4 separate regions of the Homo sapiens genome follow, and regions 1, 2 and 4 are each linked to region 3. Evidence: read pairs that join two places in POLR2A ChIA-PET (ENCODE). Cell type or tissue: MCF 10A. All regions are shown on one strand. Each heading gives the region's core, and the rest is flanking DNA. Links, peaks and the distances in the headings are about the cores only.

The links. Peaks named below come from ENCODE experiments on the same cell type or tissue, not always from the same donor. Only the 100,000 strongest peaks of a DNase experiment are listed, where the experiment ranks them.
Region 1: POLR2A ChIA-PET joins it to region 3 with 6 read pairs; 2 of 35 experiments call an interaction of 5 or more read pairs at or near these places.
Region 2: POLR2A ChIA-PET joins it to region 3 with 6 read pairs; 6 of 35 experiments call an interaction of 5 or more read pairs at or near these places.
Region 4: POLR2A ChIA-PET joins it to region 3 with 5 read pairs; 6 of 35 experiments call an interaction of 5 or more read pairs at or near these places.

What each region holds. Positions count from the first base shown.
Region 1 is chr20:11,176,155-11,182,429 of GRCh38, forward strand. LOC105372528 (a long non-coding RNA gene) reads right to left here and starts at 2,299. Exons shown (of 3, transcript XR_937260.2): 1 at 2,256-2,299; 2 at 422-545. In MCF 10A, for the core only: a CTCF peak has its summit at 3,298; a DNase peak (open chromatin) is centred at 3,047.
Region 2 is chr20:10,854,212-10,860,486 of GRCh38, forward strand. No RefSeq gene overlaps it. Among named protein-coding and RNA genes, the nearest start is that of LINC01752, 100 kb to the left of the region's middle. In MCF 10A, for the core only: no CTCF peak of the experiment used is centred there; a DNase peak (open chromatin) is centred at 3,300.
Region 3 is chr20:10,662,864-10,669,138 of GRCh38, forward strand. It overlaps JAG1 (jagged canonical Notch ligand 1), which reads right to left. Exons shown (of 26, transcript NM_000214.3): 3 at 1,100-1,151. Among named protein-coding and RNA genes, the nearest start is that of JAG1, 8.0 kb to the right of the region's middle. In MCF 10A, for the core only: no CTCF peak of the experiment used is centred there; DNase peaks (open chromatin) are centred at 2,518, 3,078 and 4,278.
Region 4 is chr20:10,989,593-10,995,867 of GRCh38, forward strand. No RefSeq gene overlaps it. Among named protein-coding and RNA genes, the nearest start is that of LINC02871, 34 kb to the right of the region's middle. In MCF 10A, for the core only: no CTCF peak of the experiment used is centred there; a DNase peak (open chromatin) is centred at 3,409.

The DNA.
Region 1 (6,275 bases), core at 1,522-5,521, 510 kb after region 3:
AACAGTGGAAGTGGGAATAAATTGAATTTAAAGTCTCAACTAAACAGTCGTACCTTGTATGTGTGTCTGTGTGTGTCAAACTTAAATGCAGCTTGCTCAGATCCACAGAGCACACAAGAGCAAGTCTTCTGAATTTCAGAACTGACCAGAGGCAGAATGAACTTTAAATCTGGCATGTTACATTTTTCAGTGTCTCCATCTGAAGAATATGCAAACCTCCAGTTAAAAAAAATTTATGTATTATTCCATTCATATAGATTTAGGGTATCAAGTTTTTAAGTACTGTAATTGTTTGACCACCATGGAAAAAATGATAGTTTTAATTCTTTCCAAAGCTGTAGTTTGTGCATCTGTGGACACTCCTTCAATATTTTAGGAGAAGGTACTAGGCATATTTAAATAATACTATATTATTACTCACTTTGTCAACAAAATTTGGTGGTTGTTCCAAAGTGCCATATGAAGCCACATGAGATTTCTCTCTATGGGCTAAAAACCTGGCATCCCATCAAGATGATGCTGTTTACACATTCGATCATCATTTACTTTGTGAAGGCAGAAGGAAAATTTTCAATTAATTTTTAAAAATTTATGTTTAACATAAATTCATAATTTCTTACATATATGTTTTCTTAACCGAACAATTTCCCTTTTCTTTTCTTTCCTTTTTTTCTCTTTTATTTTCTTTATCTTCTCTTCTCTTTTTCTTTTCTTTCTTTTTTTTTTTTTTTTTTTGAGACAGAGTCTCGCTCTATCACCCAGGCTAGAGTGCGGTGGCACAATCTTGGTTCACTGCAACCTCCACCTCCCTGGATCAAACAATTCCCCTGCCTCAGCCTCCTCAGTTGCTGGGATTACAGGCACATGCCTCCACACCCGGCTAATTTTTTTGTATTTTTAGTAGAGTTGGGGTTTCACCATGTTGGTCGGACTGGTCTCGAGCTCCTGACCGCAGGCAATCCGCCCGTCTTGGCCTCCCAAAGTGTTGGGATTACAGGCGTGAGCCACCACGCCAGGCCTGAACAATTTCTTAGTAAGAGGCATATCAAACCATTTACATTTAGAAAATAAATGCCAAATGCCAGGTGAACAGCTTTTTGCCATGTGTCATTCAGTTTTAGAATTTCTGCTCACTTTGATTGTACCATGAAACCTACACTTAGATGGAGCAGAAAACTTCAATAGGGCTAAGGCATGTGAGCAAGAAGTGCTTTTAAAACTTCCACTGAGGGCATTCTCTACTTTGGGGATTAAGGAAAGTTTTACATTTTACCGATTATGGATGGACTCTCAAGTTGAAATCTAAGTGAAGTGGTTCCATTAATCCAATTTATCACTGTGATAATTTAATATACTCTATGGATTGGTGATCAGGGCAGCCGACTAGTTTTCTCTCCTTTAACCTGGCTTAGTTTCCTCATAGAAGAGACATTTTAAATGTAATAAGCCTTGGCTCTTGCCTAGCGAGTTTTTTCTTCCATTATTCTTTATACTGGAAGAGTAGCTGGTTTCAAAGACTTAAGTTTCCCAAATCCCCTACTTGATGTTTTCAGGGCTTCTCCCACATCCTTGGTCTTTACCATTTTGGTATATGTTTGCCCGAATCCCAACTGCCAGAGAGCTTACTTCTTTGCCTGAGGACTTGCCCTGGATCCCGAAGCCTGTTTGCCCATGCAGGAGGAAGGCTGGAAGTCCCAGGAAATTAATGATCCTTTGGAGCAGGATTTAGTCAATGACTGAAGAAGTCAGTGTATAAAAACCCCAGCTCTCTCTCCCTTGGGGAAGCTAATCCAGATGCACGTGTTCCACAGGCTTCCAGAGTTCCCCAGTAAGACTGAGCTCCAGTTGTCCACAGTGATGACTTGCTTGACAAAGCACCCCTGTTCATTATCTTCCCTTGCTAGTGTGACTTCCCACCTCTCCTACTAGTATTTCCTAAAATCACCTCTGAAACAATTTCTTCTTGAATCTTTGTCTCAAGGTCTACATCTGAGTCTACATCTGGGGAAGTTCTGAATAATTTGTAATAGAAACATCTTTGGCTTTACTATTCCCCCGAAAAAAACTAAATAAGCCACTTCTCATCCCCAATTATGCAGGGGCTATGTCTCCACTTTAAGGCATATTTTCTAGGTATTTTTTGTGGCATATTTTTGTCTTGAAAAATCTGCCAAAATATATATAAAATGACAGCTCACTTTAATCATGCTTAATGAACACTTGCTCTGAAGCTCTGGCTAGCAGCCAGCTGATACCTGGATGCTCCAAACTTCAGAAGTTGTACAGCTCAGCGGCTCTGGTAAATTCAATTCAATCTTGAAATTAAAATGTTGCAGAGACAGTTTCTGATATTGTTTTCCAGAAAATTGGCCTTAATAGAGTAAAAATAACATTCATATTTAATCTTCTTTCCTTTTCCTCTAAGTAATTTAAGGAAAAGTTAACTTAGTTTACCAAGGCCCAAGGCAATGCTCAGCTATATTAAAATAAAATATAATAAAGCCTTCTTAAAATACATTTTTCTGAATTCTATCTCAAATCTATAAAATCAGGACCTTTGAAATTGAGGAATTAATGTTTTACAATTCCCCAAAAATAATTTTTATACACTCTCAGGTTATATTGCCTTGGTGCTTAATAGTTGTTTTTTTTTTTTCACTTTTCCTTTCTTCTAATCTCATAGTTAAGTTGAATCAGATTGCCCTATTCTTTTGGCAATCTAAAGGAAACATATTTGCATGTACACCCTGTAGAACAGTATTTACTTAAGTCTAGGTTTAATAGAAAATAATAAGTCTAATAAGAAGCCCAAGTTCCTATAATAAAAATGAAACAATAAATGCATAGAAATATGAGGAAGAAATTACACCCATTAAATGCACCTAGCCTGATGAGTGATAGGATGGCTGCTTATTCAAGTTGGAAATTTTACACATGATCGAAGCTTTATTTAGTCTAATGGAATGTGCTTCCTGAATCTGGCTTCTAACTAAGCCAGGGCACAATAGCAAGTATTATGTGATTGGACTGAGCTCATTCCCTTCTCTGAGTCATTGTGACTCAGTCTTGACTGCCTCTTTCTCTCAGGTAGCCTATCACCTTACTTTTCCCCTCTGGTTTAGAAATTCATTCAGAATGTTACAGAAACCAACTTGACTATCCTTATACATCATGGGTTACCGCTCCCGTCTTTCTCTAAGAACTTCTGGAATCACTTGGAATATTTAGCCTTATTTTACAGTTTAGAAAACATAAGCTCAGTGATTTATGGAGATAAAATTCACAGAAAGTGTCCCACTAGTGGCCAAGATAAGCCTGTCTCACTGCTAGAGGATCACATGGGTGGATGAATGCCATGCTAATTACACCAGCAAAGTAGAGATGACTCCAAAATATTTTTTAGGATAATTTAATATTTGTAATTCTCAAAAAACAATATTAAATATATAATCTTTAGAGGTTTCTGAACACTCATATATGTCCTTACATTTATTAGTCTTTATTTTGACATATTTAGAGAGGTAGGGATGTATCAAAATCAAATTGTAACTTGTGGCTTCCGAATGTTCTTAATCCAAACATTTCCTGTCTTCATGTATTGCTTAGCCACTGAGCATAAACCCATAAGATATAGTACAAGGAAAGCATTGTCAGGATGCTCATATATCCTGGAAATAATTTTGGTTTTCCCACTGGTCACCCTGGGTTGTCCATGCAATCATCCAAGTCAATGCTAAAGTTTCAAATTGTTTTGAGGATCTGAATTAAGGAAACTTAATATTAGAAGAAATATACTCCATTCCCAGACAGGCTCTCAAGGCTAACACATTTCTAATGCAGATGTAAAGGTTATTTATTGGTCAAGAGTATTATAAAGTGGCCTATCTACTATAGCTTTTAGACTTTCCAGGAAAGTGTCAAATCACCCTGCCTTTGTTCAAATACTCTGTTTAGGTCTTGCCTTTCTAAGACTTCTCTTTATATACTGCATCTCTGAGTGTGTCCCTACACAACAAGGAGATGTTAGGCTCTTACCATCAATGGAAGAAGAATCCCATGTTTCTCTCAAGTCATCTTCCTCCAAAATTCAATATGAGTTCATTCTGGGCCACTGATCTGACTATGAATTCTGGGAAGTGTGCAGTTATCAGATAGTGATCTAGAATTCATACAACCTACAAAAGACATTGTTTATAATAACTTAAACCACATCACAAGTTTCCCCTCCCCTGGAGACTGTAGTGAAAGCAGAGCATCATTAGGCAAGACACCTGATAGAAACATTAGATGTTGGTTCTGGTTCCCCAACAATAAAAAATTCACAAGGACTTTAGCCTTGCTGACCACATTGCTAGAGTTGTTGACATTGTAGGGCTTTGTGGATAGTCCAGGCTGACTTCCATCTATTTCCCACCTACAGTCCTTGACATCTTCCATGCCACTGTCACATTGCTGAGTTCAGGGTGAGAACTCCCTCTTCTTCCCTCTAGCATTAACTTGTAATCATATTGATCAGGTCTCTGACAAAGAAGTCTTGGTGACTTAGTTTGGTATAATTCTTTTAGCATAACCACCACATTTAACTCATTTTTCCTTTTTTTTTTTATAGTCTCCAGTTCTGTTTGGAAATACAGGTTGGCTTCTCTTGGAGATAGTTCTAAAGATGATATGAGTAAAAATACACAGTTGGACACATTGAACAATTCCCTTGCAGCTTAAAATGTCTGGACTAAGCTGAGTTTCTTCTGAATCTAGAATGTAAGCACTGGGGTAGCAGATTGGGAAGAATATAAATTCATTGAAATGTAAGTTACCACATGAAAAATTCCACTCTCCAAACAACCAATTTGCTGAGAGCAAATCTGGCTGCCACTTGCATATGAACATTGATTGTTCAAGAACTATCTAGGGCTCTTAAAATGGGAAAGCTATTTTTTTCTTACCCTGTACTATCTGAAAATCACTACTTGATATGGTTTGGCCATGCCCCCCACCCAAATTTCATCTTGAATTGTAGCTCCCATAATTCCCACATGTTGTGGGAGGAGCCCAGTGGGAGATAATTGAATCATCAGGGTGGTTTCACTCATACTGTTCTCGTGATAGTGAATAAGTCTCACAAGATCTGATGGCTTTATAAGAAGGAGTTTCCCTGCACAAGCTCTCTCTTTGCCTGCTGCCATCCATGTAAGACATGACTTGCTCCTCCTTGCCTTCTGCCACGTTGTGAGGTCTCCCCAGCAACGTGGAACTGTAAGTCCATTAAACTTCTTTCTTTTGTAAATTGCCCAGCCTTGGGTATGTGTTTATCAGCAGCATGAAAAAGGACTAATACACTACTAAATCAAAGCAATTTAATTGTACTTTATTTTTTACAAAGTATAAGTAATTTCACCACTGTCTTTTTACTTCTTGTTTTCCACTGTGATGAAACCTGTATATAATTTAAACAAGCAAATAATTAAGTAAATAAGTCAACAAATAAATCTCAAAAAACAGAATTTTCAGTGGTCCAAAGAAGCAATATAAATTATATAATACAATAAATACACACAAACACAGCATCTTTAATACAATTCACTGACTTTCTCTATAACTTTAATAGATAATAGTACAGTTCAGTTGAATGTAGATTAATTTAGTACTTTGGATTTGTGAACTGTTCTCAATCATTTACCATTTTATAGATAAATGAGAAGTTGTATTAGTCAGCATCGCTGAGATATCAAATGATCCTCATATTTTAGTGGCTTAAATCACAAATATTTATGCCTTGCTCACATTTCATGTCAACTAACTTGGGACTGTCCCATTGTATTTCTTCTCATTCCGGCACTGACGGTCAAGGAGAAGTGCTCTTTTGGCTTTGCTATTCTCTTGGAAAAGGAAAAAAGATGAAAGCCATTTGTGCAGTATCCTCTAATGCTTCTATTTACACATCAAGACGGTTTATATTCCATTGAACAAAGCAAGTCATGACAAGGTTCAAAATGAAGGGGGCAGCAAAGCACATTCCTCCCTTGGAAAAGCACAGAAATCACATAGCAACAGATGATGGTACATATTCTTACAGGCCAAGGAGGCATGAATAATTGAGAACAGCAATATAATCTAATACAAAATTATTTTTCTTAAATGCCATTATTTTTTCCTGGATATAGAAAAATGAAGAAGATGAAGCTTCATTACTGATATACCAATTTTACTTGATTCTGGGTTTATATTTGTAAACAAGAGTGGAAGATTTCATGTGAGCTTGAATATGGATGTAGTCA
Region 2 (6,275 bases), core at 870-4,869, 190 kb after region 3:
GGAAATGTTAGCACCAGTGTCTTCCAAGAGAGCATCATTCACAGAGCTCCCTGGGATCTGGGAACGCCATGATTAAGAAAGCAGATGCAGGCACTCATACTAAGAAAAGTGAGTCTCAATCAGAGAGAGATGCTTAACAGAACCATGAATAATTGGAGGGACAGAATCCACATAGGCCTTTTAATTGATGGAAGTAAAGCATTTACAGTGTGAACAATAAGTGGAAAAGAAGTCACAGTTTTTCTTGATCCACTGTGCCCAAGTCAGATGCCCCATCACTTCCTGCTTAATGCAATGCCATTGTGCCTTGACTTGCAGGCAAAGTAAGTAGTTAATTTTCTATCTCTAGGTGTGAAAGCAATGCTTGTTTAATTTTTGGTGATGTCTCTATCTGTTATCAATGTCTTGAACAGTGCAATTTTCAAGAGGACCAAGAGGCAAACATACAGTGCTGAGCACAGAAGTGCAGCTTGGCTGCTTTGGATCAGGATCTGGCTTTGTTCCCTGTCTCACACTTTTTCTCCAGCCAGGTAAAATCGCCTGTTGTTTCTACCTGCAGGCCTGCTGAGCCTCAGTCTGACAGTAGTGCCTTTCCACAGCAAGAATTATATAGGAAACTCCCTGAAAGTTGTGCAAGATGGACATTCATTCTGTCACATTCATTTTGCTTTAGTTAACTAGAGGTTAAGGAGCCGGTAGGCCACACTTAGAGGGAGGTAAGGCAGGTGACTGAGGGTGTTTAGCAAGTGTTGGAGATGTGGTCTGCGATTTGGTAGTGCGGTCAGAAGTAAGAATATACCTTTGGGAATCATGCAGTGAGGATGGGAGCCAATGAGAATCTTCATGGAATAAAAATGTTCTCTGCTCACTATACTGAGCCAAGAGAACAAGCCAAGAGAGGTATTTTTGGAAATAACTTCCATTAAGTGATGGACAAGAATAAGGAAAAGACACTTTATATGAGTAAGTGAGAAAAGTTGGAGGGAAACCAACATCACAGAAACCAGGAAGAGAGGTCTCATCTTGAGAAGCAAGAATGCTTCTGGGATTACTAATAGGATGGGTGTCAAACCCAGACCTTTGATTTGGCTAACCCTAGAAAAGACAATTTCATTTTGGGTTGATTTTTGTGTATGGTATGATGTAAGAGTTCAGTTTCATTCTTCTGCATGTGGATATCTAGTTTTCCCAACATTCTTTAGTGAAGAGATTGTCCTTTTCCCATTGTGTGTTTTTGGCACCTTTGTAGAAAATCAATTGACTATAAATGTGGAGATTCCTTTCTGGGCTTTCTATTATGTTTCATTGGTCAATGTGAAAGATTTCTACACTTTGTAATCTAATGTGTAGAATTCCAACATTCTAAAAAGTTCAAAACACTGATGAAAGAAATTGAAGAAGATACAAATAAGTAGAAACATATTCTGTGTTCATGGATTGGAAGAATTAATATTGTTAAAATGTCCATACTACCTAAAGTGATCTGCAGATTTCAATGCAATCCCTATCAAATTCTGATGTCATTTTTCGTAGAACTAGAAAAAAATCCTAAAATTCATATGGAACCACACAAAACCCCAAACAGCCAAGGCAATCTTGAGGAAAAAGAACAAACCTGGAGGCATCACACTACTTGCTTTCAAACTGTATTTCAAGGCTATCAAGAAATGAGTCTCACATTTATTTGATGCCTTCTACATTTAGTGCTAGGTGAGACAATTTTTTTTTTTTATGGAAGGCATAGAGAGAGAAGAGGAAGTGGACACTATGGACTGGTAGAAAAAGGAAGGCAAGAGAGTGAAGAGTGAATGAGGAGAGGATGTCATTGGTGTTTGTGTGTTTGTTTTTGAATGAGAAGATTTGAGCCTGTGTTGAGGAACTGGACAAGTAGTCAGTGGAAGGAGAAAATAGAGACCCTAATCATCAAAGGGAAGCCCCTGCATGGTAGAAGGCAGGTGAAGGGGTTAACCTGTCCATGTGTCAGGGAATGTTTCTTCCAAGATGGGCGGGAAGGAAGAAAGTTTGGGTGATGATCCAAAGAAAACTTAAGGAGTTTGGGAGGAAACTTGTGGGAGTTCTCATCAGATGTTCTCAATTTTCCCAAGGAAGTAGGTGGAGAGGTCATCTTTGAGAGTAAATAGGCAGGGGAGGAAATAGAGCTGGAGGAGAAGGCTGGCTGCTGTGGTGAATTCCAAGACAAGGAGTAAGTATACTGTGGATGATAAAAAGAAAGGGTTACAGCCAGGCACAGAGCCTGGCTACCAAAGTCCACCTTGTGTGTTTACTCTGCCCCAGCCCCCTTTGACTCTGATGCTGACAAGGCCAGAAGAGCCTTTCAATGTGCAGAGATTTATTGAAAAGGGTAGATAGTTGAAAGATAAAACTCTGAATTGCTTTTAAATAGCCAGAGAAGACTTTACTGAGGAGGAGGGAGTTTAGAGTTCTGAGAACACAGAAAATTTGAGTATTACTCCAGGATAAGATAGATCTCTTTGGAAACACATGCCTTACTTATTTGGGGGAATTGAGAGAAGCAATGATTATTCAGTGGATTACCCAGATTCCTCTTTTTATTTCACTGTGCCACTGCCAGAATTTGATTTGTGACCCAGCGTGGCTATGTTTCATCTTACCTCTGATAAATGATGGATTGGGGATTTTTTAGGTTATGTGTGTTTTTCAACTATTTGGCATTATGACTGATTGATATTTTCATAGCAGTAAGTTTATGTTTAATGTCATCTTCAAGCCAGGGATGAAAGTTTTATTTGAAGTCTTACTTTTCAATACATTCTTATTCATCATCCTGACCTTCAACTTGTAGAGATTTCCTTATTTTTCCAGTTTTGGGGAAGAAATGTCCCAGTCTAGAAATCCAACTGACCTATCTTCCTCCAATTACACATTGAAAACAGTGGTTTCCATAGAGGTTTGAAAGTGGGTCTATAACTCTCAGTTTATCACCTTCAATCTCCTGAAGAGAAGGCTCAAGGTAAAGTATATAAAAATAACCAATGATGTTTAGTTTGCGGATAACTGAGTTGAAACAATTAGTATCAGCTACATAATTTATTTGCAGGGCCCAGTGCAAAATAAAAATGTTGGACCTTGTTGAAAAATTATTACAATTTCAAGACAGTGACAGCAGAGCATTAAACCAATCATGGGACCCCTCCAAGCACGGAGCTCTGTGTGGCAGTTTGAGTCTCGTACCCACAAAGTCAGTCCTGGAAGCAATCCAAGGGCAGTAACACAAGTTGCAGAAGCCTCACCAGCTTTCGTCATTCCTTCCCTTTTACTACTTGGTCTAAGTCCTGAGCCAGGTTATTCTGTAACTTCCCTTGTGGAAAAGCTGAGTCAGCCCAACATAACACTGTTGTGATCTGTTGCCCTGTGACTGCCCTGGGACCCTGGGCAGGGAGTTGGGAGTGGGGTGATGTGGCGGATAGAGCTTGGGCAGGGGTAAACCTGTGAGCCCTGTTCCAGGAAGGGATCACATGTCAGCTTCTGAAGCATTTTTAATTCTTGCCTAGAAGTGACTGCTTTCAGAACTGCCTCTAAAGTATCATCTTCTTGGTTCCTTCCTTTGTTTGTTGGTTTTGGACAGAGTCTCCCTCTGTAGCCCAGGCTGGAGTGCAGTGGCATGATCTCAGCTCACCTCCCAGGTAGAAGCAATTCTTGTGCCTCATTGTCCGAAGTAGCTGGGACTACAGGTGTGTGCCACCACGCCCAGCTAATTTTTGTATTTTTAGTAGATGGGTTTTCACCATATTGGCCAGGCTGGTCTTGAACTCCTGACCTCAGGTGATCTACCCACCTTGGTCTCCCAAAGTGCTGGGATTACAGGTGTGAGTCTGGCCTAATCTTCTTGGCCTCCAAAAGTGCTGGGATTACAGGCCTGTGCCCAGCCTAATCTTCTTGGTTCTTTGAAAACAAAAATCTGTCAGCCAAAACAGTTTGTTCAAATGAGGGACATCTTACCAGGAGAAAAGAGTCCACTTAGCCACTGGGCACAATGTTTCAACTAGGAGCAAATATGTGTCCAATTTGTGTTCCTATTTTCAGTAGAAACCCCTATCCCTCCTCTGCTTTCTGATGGAGGGTACCCTAAACCCTGACTATACAGTTTTGACTTTAGTGATTAACAGCTGGATAAATCCCATCTAACTTAAAAGGTCTTGGAGTGGGGGAAGAACTCTCCATCCATGAAGGAATTTTTGTAGCTGTCCTGGGAAACCTATCGGGGTGCCTCATCCGACTGACAGTGAGGTGGCAGGGATTTAAGATTTAAGCAAGACCATGAGTTAGAACCCTTGAGACCTGCTAAACATGAGGTGGAAACAACTGTGCAAGTTCAAAATAAGAAGTAGGGTGGAAACGTACGAGGGGGAGGGGAATTTGTGGGGGAGGAGGCACAGCACAATCACTGGAGGGCATAGCAGAGAGGAGCTGGAAGGGTCAGGTCTCCAACCTTGGGGTGCAGTGGAAACTGCAAGAGCAGGGTATAGAGGAGGATGGAGCCAGGGCCACCAGGCAAAAGTGTTGGTTACCAAGACAACATGTTCAACATTATCTCCTGTGTCCTCTAAGGTACTTAGGGGCCAGTGGCCTAGCAGAGCAGACCTGGGGCTGCAGTTGCTGAGACAATTGTTTGAAATAGTCATAGGTCGGAGGCAGAGCAAGAGGATGTTCTGTAGAAAGAGTGTAAAAGGATAATAATTTAGTCCTCTTGTTCCAAAGAGGAAATCTGTGCATTTCCAATTTTCAGTCTGATAAGTAAGCTCTTCATGGGCAAAGACAATTTACACTAGTCTTGTGCTATTTTTTTTTTTTTACTGTAGAATATATATTTAATTTTTTTTATTGTACTTTAAATTCTGGGATACATGTGCAGAATGTGCAGGTTTGTTACACAGGTATACATGTGCCATGGTGGTTTGCTGCACCCATCAACCCATCATCTACATTAGGTATTTTGTGGAAAAATAAGAACGCCTTTTTTTTATTTTTATTTTTTTTAAGACAGACAGAATCTTGCTCTGTCACCAGGCTGTAGTGCAGTGGCACGATCTTGGCTCACTGCAGCCTCCGCCTCCTGGGTTCAAGCGATTCTTCTGCCTCAGCCTCCCGAGTAGCTGGAACTACAGGTGCGCCACCACACCAGGCTAATGTTCGTGTTTTTAGTAGAGACGGGGTGTCACCATATTGGCCAGGCTGGTCCTCTTTTGTATCTGGTTTGTTATGTCTGGAGAGTCATCCGTGTTGTTGTGGGTAGCAATTGTTTATTCTTTTGCATTGCTGAGTATTATTCCCTTGTAAGACTTATATCCCATTAGTTGGTTATTTATTTTCCTGCTGATGGGTATTTGTGTTGTTCTCATCTTGGGGGTATTATGAATTAAGCCACAATGGGCTTTCTTTCATAAATCTTTTATTGTGGACATATCCTCTCTTTTCTCTTTATTCTTTTCCTATTTCACTGACTCCTTTATTGATGTTCTCTGTTGGTTTCTCCTGACCTCCTCAACCTTTAAAAGTTGAGCTCTCCCACTCTCAGTTCAGATCTTGGCCCTCTTCTCCACTCGCACTCATGTTTTGGATGATCTCATTCAGTCTCATGGCTTTAAATATCTTACGATGCCTAAATTTATATCTCCATCTCAGCTCTCTCATTTAAACTCTATATTTATACATTCAAATGTCTTTTCAATACCCCTACTTGGGTATTTAGTGGGTATCTCAAACTTCATGAGATAGAAAGTGACCTTCTGATTAAACCTTCATAATCTGTTCCACCCCTGGTCTTGTCCATCTCAGCTGTGGCAACTCCATCCTTCTAGGTGCTCAAGCTGAAAAAACTTGGAGAAATCATTGACTCCTCTCTTTCTCTCCCACCTCACATCCAATTCACCACAAAATCCCATGAAAACTATCTTCAAAATACATCTTGAATCCAACCATGTCTCACCACATCCATTGCCATCTCTCAAGCCTGGTATTTCTGTTTCAGCCTTTGTTCCTCTATACTCTTTCACAAAGAAGCCAGGATGATTCCTTTTAAAGCAAAAGCCAGACCATGTCACTCATCTATTCAAAATCTTCCAAGGGCATCTCATCTTACTTAGAGTCAAAGTCAAATCCCTTCCTATGGCATATAAGGTCCAACATGAACAGGCTTCCTTCATCTCTCCTCTACACAATCTCTTCCTAGTCTTGCTATAGCCAAATTTGTCTCCTTGCTGTTTGTGAAGAAGCCAAACATATTTCTACCTCAG
Region 3 (6,275 bases), core at 877-4,876:
AAGCTAGAAGAGTGACCCAAATGGCCTGGGACTCTCTGGCACATCGGAGCTCAGCAATGATTCTGTGGCTCCAAGTAGCCCAATAAGCCAGCCACAGGTGGAAGCTGCCCACGTAGCAGGCACCAAGCCCTCACTGCACCCACGGTGTGCATTCACCATTTTCTGTCAGCAAAAAAAAGCAAGGCAAGGAAAGATGAAAATATATTATTCACAGTGAAAGCAAACAAAAAAAAATGGTAAGATAGAAAAGCAAAAAGTACAAGGCATTCAGAGAACAGAGAGCCAAGACAAGAAGCTGGATCCACTCTTCCTCATGCACAGACCAAGAGATTTCAGTGAGCATCAAGTTTTCCAGCGACCGCAACCCAAACTCTGCTGGCAAAAAGGGAACTTGAAGTTTCGGCTCGTGAGCGAAAACACTGTAAAGTTACAATTAAAGAGCAAGACTACTTTGTAAGCCAGACTATGTCATTTCAATCACATCCTCCATGGCTTATCCACCAAAACCAACCCCTCAGTCCTGAAAGGCAACCTGCACTGAAAACAGAGCCATCTTTCAGAAAGGGACAAGGCAGGTAATGGCTGTGAAGCTCTGGAATTGCGCTTCAATGAAAGGTTTGTGGAGCAGTGTGGGAAACCCGGAGAGACTAGAAGCTCACCTGCCCACCAAGTGAAATTCAAGGTCGGTCTCTAGAGCCCAGCACCACCTTTATGGCTTTATCTTTCTGATGAGAGATTAAACACTCACTTAAAGTTTAAATGGACTTTTAAAAAGTCACTACTTTGATCCTTTAGCAGACTACAAGGTTTTAAAGTTGTAAAACCATTAAGATCTCTATCCCGAAGATAATCTAGGTTTCATAATCAGGGAATGAGTTAACTGGGATTCTGTTCTGGCCACTTAATATTCCAAGCAAAAATCCTAGAAAAGTTAAGGAATACATTCCACTGAAGGTTCACCCTGGGGTACAGGGGAGAACAGAAGGCAAGAGGTGGCAGAAATGCTAAGTACTAAGGAGACAGATCCAGCTCCAACTGGTTGGCCAAGCCCCACACTTCCACGTGTGTTTAGAGAAAAGTCCACAGAAGCGATACTTACGAACGGTGTCATTACTGGAATCCCACGCCTCCACAAGCAACGTATAGGACCTCTGCAAGACAAACAAACAATTTAGCAATTCAGAAACAGGGTCGACTTTCCAAAATCTCGTACATTCTTGGCCTCCCAGAATACCCCACCAAACAAAACCATAATGCCAAAATAAAAATTCTGTTGGTTGTTGCATTGAGTTCCTGGATGTTTAAATCCAAACCAACTCCCCTTCCTTTGTCAGCACTCTTCCCAGGTTGACAAATGACTCCTTTCACCTGGCAGGGACGCACTGGAGTCAACATGCATGCAGGCAGCTCAAAGTTGAGATCAGGAAATGCCACCTCACTATATGATATGAGAGTATTTAGCATATAGTTTCCCAAAACTTTCCAGACCCTGACCCTAGTGCATGAGGAAACACACACACACACACACACACACACACACACACACACAAAGAATTTATTCTAAGCTAACCTAACCAGGTATTTGTACCGAGGGGGTATTGCTAAGGTTACACTTTGGGCCCTGGTGAGGCAGTCTCTAGGGAGGCCCCCTTTTCCTTTTTAGAACCCCTTTGAAAACTCTGTCTATGTGAGACCATCCTGGCTCCCACAAGTATCGGGTAACTCTAGGAAACAGGAGGGGGTAGATGCAAAGTGACTCTGCAAGACAAAGAAGTCAACCTCACTTGGGCGGTGGAGTTGGGGGCAGATCCCAGGGAAGAAAGTACAAAGGGAGAAACAACCGCACACCCATGGGTTATATTTATTGATGAACTTATCTGTTAATAAGATCTAACATTCCAAGAATAATCAGAGTCTACTAACTAAACAAATTCCCTGGATACTGGCAAGATGCCAGCTGTTAAACTGAAGGCACCTTTTATCTTCCAAGCTTATCTCAGAATTCCACCTCCCCACCCCCAGCCAAACCTAAGCTATTAGCAAATTCCCTCCTTTTCTAAAATTTTCCTTCGTAATTTACAGTAAGGTCAGTCTCACAAAACACCAGCGTTTAAATGAAGCTTCTGCTATCTTGGCACTGAAGAAATGTACTCAAGGCAGGTGGGGTAGACAAGGAACATGAACTAGGTTATGAATCCCTGCTTTGCTGTGTCAGAAACCAAGCCATAGGAAATAGAAGCGTGTATAGATTAAATAATACCGTGCTGTGCCACCAGAAGCACACTGCTGCCAAGAGAAGAGAAAGCACCTATAAGATAAAGGAAAAAGAGAAAAAGGGAGGGTAAAAGGGAGTTTCATTCATAACTCAAGGCCAGCTTAGCGCTCTCAGAGTGACACAGCAGGTCATCTCTGAATATAAAAATATCTTGTGATAGACCCTGCCTTGGAATTCAGCCGAAATATGTTTCATACTCAAAGCAGAGTAGGATTCCATTTCGTTCACTGATAACTGTGGGAAAATGCTCAGAAAAGCAAGCAAAACCGGGCAAGCCAGGGCACATACCCAGCCCTCTCCTGTTAGTGGCCACAGGTCCAAATTCATTGCTGTTGTTACTATTTTATTAGCGAAAGTTATACCTTATTTACTGCCTCTTTAAGTTTCTTAGGACTTCCTGCAAATTACAGGACTCTTCCCTAAGAGCAGCAAGAAATTATATTTCTCTACTGATTTGAGGTAAGAGCACAGTCAAAATGAGGCCAGATGTGTGGCTGATTCTGTATAATTAAGCCCTTCATTTGCTGGTCACGTTGAGGCCCACGTCCTCCACTTCAACAGTATTGTTGTAATTAATCCTCTGATTAAATGCATTGATACCAGGAGTTTTGACAGACTTGCACAAGCGCTAAACACATAATACCCACAAACCCCACTGCAAGGGAAGGTGCCGGGACTGAGCTGGCATGGCAGTACTAACTCAGTTTAATACTCAAAGAGGAAAGCATCCTTAGGTCTTGCACAAGAACTTGGACGACCAAGCAGTCTACCAGGCTCATCCTCGCCAGAACTGGGAAAACCTCAGAAGTTGCTGACCGACATCACCCCACCTGGAGAGAAAAGAATTGCACACAGCCCTACGTGCCTGGCTCTGTGATTTTCCATGAACTGCCCTTCTTTCTCAGAGGCAGAGACAGGGTGAGGGCAGGGAGCTACAGTGACGGCAACAAAGCCTGGACTTTTTTTCCTGTCTGTTTCAGGGAGGGGATTAGGGTCTCCTGGGGCAGGAGGATTCCTCCTGCCCAGCCCTACAGAGAAAAAGGATTCCCTCCAAGGTTCCTATTAGGAGGCACTCAACCTCCCACTCCATCCCCACACTATAGATCAGCAATCAAGATAATTTAACAATGATTATTAGTTGCTAGAGAACTTTAATTTTTCCCAGGCCCACACTTGACCTCTGTACATCCCTGAACATACACCCAGGCACTGAGATCCCAGATCATGCACCCCACATCAAAGCAGGGACCAGGCCACAGAGCAGCAAATCCACTATGCCGAAGTCACATACAAGCAGCCACTGCAACTCTGACCCCCAGTAGAGGCGGAGTCCTCCATCCCAGGAGGGCTTGGAAAGGCAAGTGTTCAAACTTAAGTTTATACAGCAAAACAACAACAACAAAAGCAAATACCTGGGTTTTTCTTGATTTCAGACTACAGAACTAAGACTCTGCCGAAGAGTCACCTGGCTTTCATCTTTCCTTATGTTTTCCAGAACAGTACTGTGAAGGCCACACAGGAAGGAGGGGTAGCAAACAGATCTTTAGTCTGGATTTGCAAAGTGAGTCACTTCAGCCCCTTCCCAGCTCCAAGCCCAAGGAAATCTGGAAACCTGGCAGCTGGTTCCCATTCTGGTGTGGCATCAAAGAGGAATGGTCAGCCTTCGGAATTGCTTTTTGGAAGATTTCTGTGGAATTCTACCTAGAGGAGAGTCCTGGCATCAAAGCCCCAAGGCATCCAAGGGCCACCAGGTTCCCAGCAAGGCTGGGGCCCCTGCACCTCCTCCCGCCCTCCACACTTAGGCTGCTGTGCCAAGGTTGTGTTCTCTGCCCTGTCCCACTCCATGGCGGTTACCTTGGCACTGGGCAGAGCGGTAAGCACTTAATTGCCACATTAAGAAGGGGGGATGTAAGAAACAAAGGTAATTGTGTTGGCAGCCGGGAGCTTCCTTTTCCTGGCAACAGTGACAGCCAAACCAAGCCCTGAGAAGCGGCTGCCTCCCCTCCTGCCAAGCTGACGGACACAAATAAACCGCCATCCAAACGGCACGCGTGCGGCGTCCAAAACCCCAGGCTGCTGCGACAGGCAGGCCCGCCGGCGGCACGCACATCCTGGGAATGCCCGACGTGCCAACGCGGCCATTGTGCACAGTCAGTCGGCTCCCAGGGTTCGTCAGGGGCCCTGAGCTCTGCTGACTCAACTGTTGCTTCCTGTCGCTTGTCCTGTGTTAGCATTATTTTTGGAGAGGCCCTATTATTCTCCATAATCCTCATTTCAGTCAATTCGGCCAACTCTATTGTCCTGCCTGTGTCTGGGTGGCCAGAGTATAAAATATTCCAGTCACAAAACATATTAAGCAGAAAAGGTTGCAGGGAGTCCATGTGTGGCGCATGCACACGTACTCATGCACACAATGCGAGTGGGTTTTGGGAAAGTGAGATAAGAAAGGACAACTATCCTATAGCATCTAGGCTAAGACTTCAGGCACAGAAAGCAATCAAGTCTGTAGGGCTTGACATGTCAATAGAGTCCGATCTGGTTACAAAGGGTGATTTTCTCATCAAAGCCCACTCAAAGGCTCACCAAGGGGCCCCAAAGCTCATATCCAGATTTGTGACTCTCAATGAGACATCCCCACCCCCTTTCCCATCATTACCCTTACCTGTTTGAAAAGCATCCCACTGATAATTAAATGCACCAGTTACAAAAGGGTGGCGAGGTTAATAGATAGAATACCAAGAAGCCAGCCAAGCACAACGGTCTGGTTCACACAGAGCAAGCCTGAACAAGAAGCCTTTCTGTTTATTTACCAAAAGTGCATAAAAACTGGGTTGAGCTGGTAGAGGACTCTGCATGTTTGACTATTTATGTACTCCTTTAACTACTGGGAGCCACCTTGCGGAATTTCTTCCCAGCACACGCACTGCACCAATGGTAGATGTCACTGGCACCATAAAAAAAAAAAAAAAAAAAAAAAACAGCAGTCACAGGGCTGCTGTGGTCCATGCGGTAATCAGAAATCAGCAAAGAAGTCACAACACAGCCACCCAGTGCCATGCACCAAAGTAAAGGTGGGATTTTTCTGAACCCAGGACCCTCCTCCATTTCCACCACCATTTTAGAATCACCACTTTCCATTCATCCCAATGTATCTTCCAACAGTTGGAAGAAAAGATTAAGTTTTGAGAGATATATATATATTTAAAAGCTGAAGCCAAGAGTCACTTCTCTCAGCAGCCTAGATCCTAGGCTTGAAGGATGGGGGTAGGTGGAAGAGCAACATGCCTTACAGAAGTTTACCATGGAAGAATTTGCAGGAGTATTTGCATTTATGGATTACAACGCTAATTGTATGCACATCCAGAGATCATGCATTCTTACATTGTCACTAACCTTGAAAGCCGGACATTGGGACCAACTTCTGGCCCTTCTACAATGGGGCCAGTGGGTGATATGAATCCAGCCAAGGCCTCTGGTTCACATTCCTGTTTTCAGATCAGGAACTGTGAAGGCTCCTTGTTACCTTGACACTGTTTTTTTTTTTTTAAGTAACTTTTTTCTCCATGCTAAACTTTCCACGTCTTCTATCTAAAAGGTCCCCAAAGGCACCACTATTTGGTGTGAAGATTTTGAGCAGCACTTAGATTGCTGATTTTCTGGGAGGTTGCATGCCTGTAAGTTGCTGCTGACTCTCCTTTTAACCCACTGAACTCCCCCAAGAGCCTCCACGCCAAAGTTTCACCGTTTTCTAAAAACATCTTAAGTCCCTGTAGAATTACGGGTGTGGAACTGGTGGGTTGCAAATTCCTATAAGTACTGGAGGTTTGAATAAGTTGCTAAGAAACAAGACAACAAGGAGAAAGAAAACACAGAAGGTTACACCTGCAAGAGAAAAAAAAATTAGAAACCAAGTACCTGGAATAAAGATTCCATTTTTGGAGCAGCTATTCTGCAGATACTTAGCACAGCTCTTTCAAAGCAAGCACAGCTTCACTTTCCC
Region 4 (6,275 bases), core at 1,065-5,064, 330 kb after region 3:
TAGATGCTATAGATGATGTATATATAGATAATGTAGATGATGTAGATATAGATTATATAGATGATGCAGATGTAGATAATGTAGATAATGTAGATAATATAGATGTTGCAGATGTAGATGATGATGATGCAGAGGATTTAGATGATCAGTAGGGATGATTCTGAGAAAGATGAATACCTGTTTGAAGTATGAAGGACTAAGGATACCAAAATAGGGGACTTAAGAAAGAAGAGAGAAATAGAAGATGGTTCCATTCAATAAACATTACTTAAGCAAAATATTTCAATTCTCTGCCAAGATTAAAAATAATCAGAGAATGAAATAAAATTTAAGTTTAAAGTGAGGAAATGAAACAGAATTGTCAGAAACTGAAAAGAATTTCACAGGTCAAATGGCAAAGGTGAAAATATCGAAGTCATGTAACAGGAGGAAAAAGGATGCAAATCCAGCTGAAAGCAGTATCAGCCATCAGAAAATGCTTGGAAAAAAAAAAAGAACTGAACCTGGGGTTCCGTCTCAATTTCTGTATAACTGTTAAGACACTGTCTCTTTAGTTAGCACCCATATCTATTCATTTTTCCCAGGTCTCATTTTCCCAAATGTGAAATGAAGGTATTGGTCCTCACAATTCAAAGTGTGGTTCCTGGAAAAGTAGCATTGGCAGTATCAGGGAGCTTGTTAGAAGTGCAGAATCTGGGGACTGTTTCCAGATCTGTGGAATCAGAATCTCTAGGGACAGGACCTAGAAATCTGTATTTTAACAAGCCCTCCAGGTGATTATGCAGTATTCAGATGCTGGGGAAGAATTGGCCTACTCTAGTGCTTTTCAAATTTTAATGTGCATCCGAATCAGTGGGACGTCTTTACACTGAGATGCAAAAGACAAAACTATTTTTGTATCTATTCTATTTGAGTTTGTGTTTATGATTTTAAGATAAGGCTATTCTAGAACAAATCTACATAGAAATTGGCTTTCTGATTATTATCCCCGCCATAGCAGAATGTGTGTAGTATTTTTTCCCCCAAATCATGAAGTTTGTGTTAGTACATGTGCCAGATGCACCCACTCTGAAGGGGTTGTTAACAGATACACACACACACACACACACACACACACACAGAGTTTCTGAGTGAAAGCAAGGAAGAACAGATTTCTGAGCCAGTAGAGGCCACAAATGTCTTGGCCCAAGTGTAGCTCCCAGGCCTGAGGAATCCCAAATGATACCACAGTTAAATAAGGCAAACCCCAGGCCCTTAGAGTTCAGGCTACGGGAAGTGGCAAGAAGCTCCTGGCAGGCAACCCCCAGGCCTGAAGGTTGACTTGGGAATTTAAGTGCACAAACTGTCCAGAAAATTGTCATGGTAGGGGAAGGCTGGTCTCTTTTCTGTTTGTGTTTATGTATTAAAATTAAGGGATATGTTGTACAGGGCAAAAGAAAAGGGTTGGCTTGATGTTAGGTGAGAAAGATCTGTGTTCCAGGCCTTGTAATGGAGGGAGAGACGTGAATGGAGAAAAAAAAATGGAGCAGAAGCTCATTTTGTCAATATTAATGATGATGATGATGATGATGATGATATGTATATTTTGAGCACTTTAAGTGACAGTCACTTTTTCAAAACATCATGTATATTATTTAGTCCTTGTAGTAGACTTGAGAGCTGGGCTTTCTTATTAAATCCATTTTAGAGATGAGGAAACGAAGGCTATAGGTGGGTTAAGTAATTTACACAAAGTCATACATTGATGAAATGCTGAAAGCATGTAACAAGCCAGAGAGTCTAACCCTAAAGCCAGCATACTCTATATTTCTTGATGCCTATTGGATCAAATATGGGTTGGAATTTTTGTAACTTGGTGTTGGGTAGTAGAAAGAATCAGAAAAGTTGAAATGGAAATATTCTCTCCTAACTTTACCACTGATTAGATGGATGTGGTCGGTTGATGGTAAAATTGGCACCAAATCTTACTTTTCTGTAACCCATTCCTTGTAATGTGATCTTGCAGCAACTCTCAGAAAGAAGAGTCTATGTCCCTGTACACAGAATCTGGCTTGACTTTGCGACTTGCTTTCACCAATCAAATGCAGAAGAAGTGAAGTCTGGTCCTCAGGAGGTTTTGTACTCCTCTGCTGACTCTCCTGGGATGCTAAAAACGCCATGAGTCCTAGTTACGACTAACTTACATGGCCTAGTCACCTCCATTGTCCAAGCCAATAGGTACCCAGCCATCACACCTAGAGTGAGGCCATTCCAATCTCCAGCTGATCTGCTGTGGATGAGCATGGCCAAGATCAACTGAGCTTGGCTCAGATGAGCAAGACTCCCTGGATAACCTACAATCTTGTAAGTAATAATTTTGGTTGTTGTTTTAGGGGAGGAAGTTTGGGGTAGTTTGTTATATAGCAAGGGATAACTGATACATTGCATGATACAAGGAAAAACCAGTTAAATGGTACAGAATTCTGATAGAACAGCACAGGTGAGACCACCCTCTGAACATTTCATAATTCCTCTGTTCTTGTCTTGGTAGAGTGTGATCCCCTATTCAGCTTTATCAAGAACTTGGAGCCCACTTTCTTATTATTATTATGGATGTTTATTTGGTGAATACAAGAATTAATTGTCAGGGCCCAGCATAATCTGGGACCCATCATGTGAACATGTTGGCAGACTGCCATGATGGATCTTGTCCCTATCCCTGACCTTGGCCTCCCATTCATGGTGGGGCTTCCTCCCACCTCTCCTGCTTTGTAAAGAGTATTCAGTAACACAGCAGTGTCTGCATGTGGTTTCCCTCTGTGAAGCTTTAATTAGTGGTGTCTTGAATCTTGATTGCTTCAGGAGTGGCCAATGAGTTTGACTTTCCAAAATAGATACCCAGAGGGTGTGAAACATGCTTACTCATTAGATTCAAGAAAAGTGAAGAAGTCTTTATGTAAACAGCCCGGAAGATAGTGCATTTTTGGAAACTCACTATCACTTTTTTAGGCAGGTAAATGATTGCATGATAATACATAGGTTGCTTTCTACTGAGGGTGAACTTTCTCTAGCCATTAATAATGTTAATTTAAATTCTGGGTGTTAACTATGAGGTAGGTTCCTTTAGTTGCTATGTGAGAGGCTACGGTTTGCTCTGTCTCCTAGAAAGGGAAGAAAAAGGATCCCGGTTGTGTTGGTAACTGCCTCACTGAAACTCTTTGAGTGTGCCACATGTGTGTGGTTTAGCTGGCGACCGTGGTGTCTGTATGTATGTGGTCATAGATTTGTTATAACCTCTTGTCTGCCAAGGCAAGACCACCAGTTCCATTTTAATTCTAAGTTAACCTCAGGCTGGAGTCAATCCATGCTGCTTGAACATAAACGCTGACACTCGATCCTCTCATCCTCTTGGCCCCACAATTTGTTGTTTTTCTTTTTCTTTCTTTTTTTTTCCCAAGGGAGTTTGAACATTTGTTTGCAATCCAAAACCAACACTTCGTGTACAGGACATAGTGATTACATAATTCTTTATAGGTTCTTATACTTTCCATGTATTGCAAATCTTGCTGCTCTGTTATAAAACATCTCAAATTAAAGAGCAATTTGTAAAAGACATACTTGGAGCTGGGACATTAAGTTTTACTGTGGTAATCGTTTTGATTCTTTTGAGAGATACAGAATCAATACTTTAAGTAGAATCCTCTCTTTTTAAAGAATGGCTTGAGAGAGGCTGCCTTTCGCTGTGTTTTTGAAATGGGTAAGACAGACCTCTATGCCCACATCCTGGCAGTGCAAATGTAGGTGACAAGATGATATTAAGTGAGAAACATTGAATTAACTTTTTTTAGAAAATTTAATTTTTGATGAAAGGAAAGAGGAAATTAGTCTGTTAAGCTTTTCAAACCTGATAGCTAATTGGTTTCATGCCCATGGCTGTGAGAAGATTGTCATCTTTAATTTCTAAATCTGAATTTAAATCTCCTAATTCTTAGGCAGCCCAAGCATTTGTGAACTTAACAAAGAGTTGGGAAATTTTTACCCTAACAATGGTTTGTGGCAAGCTCACATGGTGGCCTATGTCCATTGGTTCGATTACAAAAGTTACTTGATTTAAATATATTTCTATATTTGGAGTTGTAGTTGTTCTCCAAGACTGCCTGCCCTCTTTCCAGAAATTTTGCCCAGTGACTTGTTTTCAGAAGTAACCAGTTAGACACTTTGTGAAATTGCCAAGGGTGCCTCTCTTAGTTACTAACCAAGTTTCACAAACGCTACATTATCATGAGTTAAAAATAATTTCTTTTGAGCTGGTTGAAGAAGACTGCTAACTGCTGAAAATATTGGGAGTGTTATGGGTGACCCTAAGAAGAGTGCTGATGTTTTCAGCCAATCACATCCAAATCCCTGCTTTTTGAGGTCTAAATCTAGTCCTTGCAGGAATCCTCTGAAATGGGAGACAGGTGAGATGTCAAGAGCATAATGGTAGAAATACAACATTGAACTCATCAGATGATCTAGTTAAGAGCTCCAATTCCATTAACATGCTGCCAACATTCCAGCAGCTGCGAATATCATTTAACCCTATCTAAGCCTCAGTTTCCTCATCTGTAAAATAGGGATAATAAATATCCATTTGATTAATGGACTGTGGTAAGGATTATATTGATAAGCTATGCCTAGTGTTTCACATGGCACCGTTGCTTACCGCCCTACTTGCTGTTTTCCCATCCTCTGTTGCAGAATACAGTCCATACTTCCCAATATGGCATGCTGGGCCTTCTATGGTCTGCCCTTAGCCTACCTTCCAGCTAGGTCTCTCACCAAGCTCTCTACTGCACAGGCTCTAATTCCTGGCCATGCTATACACCACCATGCCTCACGTTCCCTTTGCTAGAAATGCCCCATTCATTTCCATTCACAAGGCAATTTCCACTCTTCCTTTAAGAATCATCTCAAGCATCACTTTCTCTCAGAAGCTTTTTCTCTACCGACGCATCTCTCCTTCATCTCCTCCAGCCTTTATACTGCTAGCCAAATGTCCCTACTTTTGCCTTAGCACTCACCTATTGTGTACAAACATGCTACTACTGCTGCTAGCATTATTCCTCTGACTAATTCACCTCTGCATCTTTCTACTTTGCTCACTTCTTGTGATTCCCAGGCTCATTTAGTTTCTTTCTTTCAATCAGTATAAAAAAATGATTATGTTTGTTTACATTCAGGTTGGGCCAAGAAGACATATGTGCATAGAAATCTTTGAACTTTGCTGATAAGAGAAAGCCTAGAATTCCAAGCCAACTCCTTCATTGAATAGATGAGGAACATAAAGCCAAGAGAAAATGATAGGCTTGACAAAGTCAAAATAACCAGACCCAGATTGTCTGACTTCCAGCCCAATAGCCTTCCAGGAGAGCAACAGACATTGTGAGGAACACAATGTCCCCTGTGACACAGGACACAATGTCAGAAATCAGCACCCATTTTCCTTCTTTGGTTAACAGTTATTTGGTTTTCTTTTGGGAAGTCATGCTTGCTCAACAATAAGTCCTCTTGGTCCCCCAGAGGGTTACTTCCCCAGCCCTAAGGGTGTACTCACAACCCAGGCCAGCTTAATTAGCATGTCTTATACCCTTGACTATAGCCAATGGGTTTGTCAAAGGCATGAAATTCAGCTTGGCTCAGTAAAACTCAATTCCAGAACTTTTGCTAGAATTGTGGTGAAGACTCCGTGTGATCATTAGCCATAAAGATGGGGTGAACCTTGGTCTGTTGGGGGTCACCATGTGGAGGTGCTTAGTTGAGAGTGAAGTTAGCAGAAAGAGAGGACAGCCCAAGAGAGAAGGAAGTGGAGAGAGAGAAAGGGAGGAAAAGAATAAGGGCAGGGGAGGATGAGAGAGAGCATGAAATCCAGATTTGAGTCGCTGGATCCAGCTGTACTTGAAGCCTGCAGGAAGTCCTAGAATTTTTAGACACATGAGCCAGTAATTCTCTGCTCAAATCAATTTGATTGGGTTTTTTATTATTTGTGACTGAAAGAATTCTGAATTATACATGATCTAACTCTCTTCCTTGTTGCACACTTCTAGAGAGATTCTTAATACCTAAATTCTAGAATTTTCAAGCTCTGCTACTCAAATGTCACTACCTCTCTGAGCCCTGGTTTCTTCAGATTTTAATTGAAAACAACTACTTTGTTTTTGGAAATTTAAAATAAGATACACTTGGTTAAGTGCCAGCACAAACTAGGTGGTCAATTAGAGGTATTTATTATGATGATTATGAATTTGATGTATCAC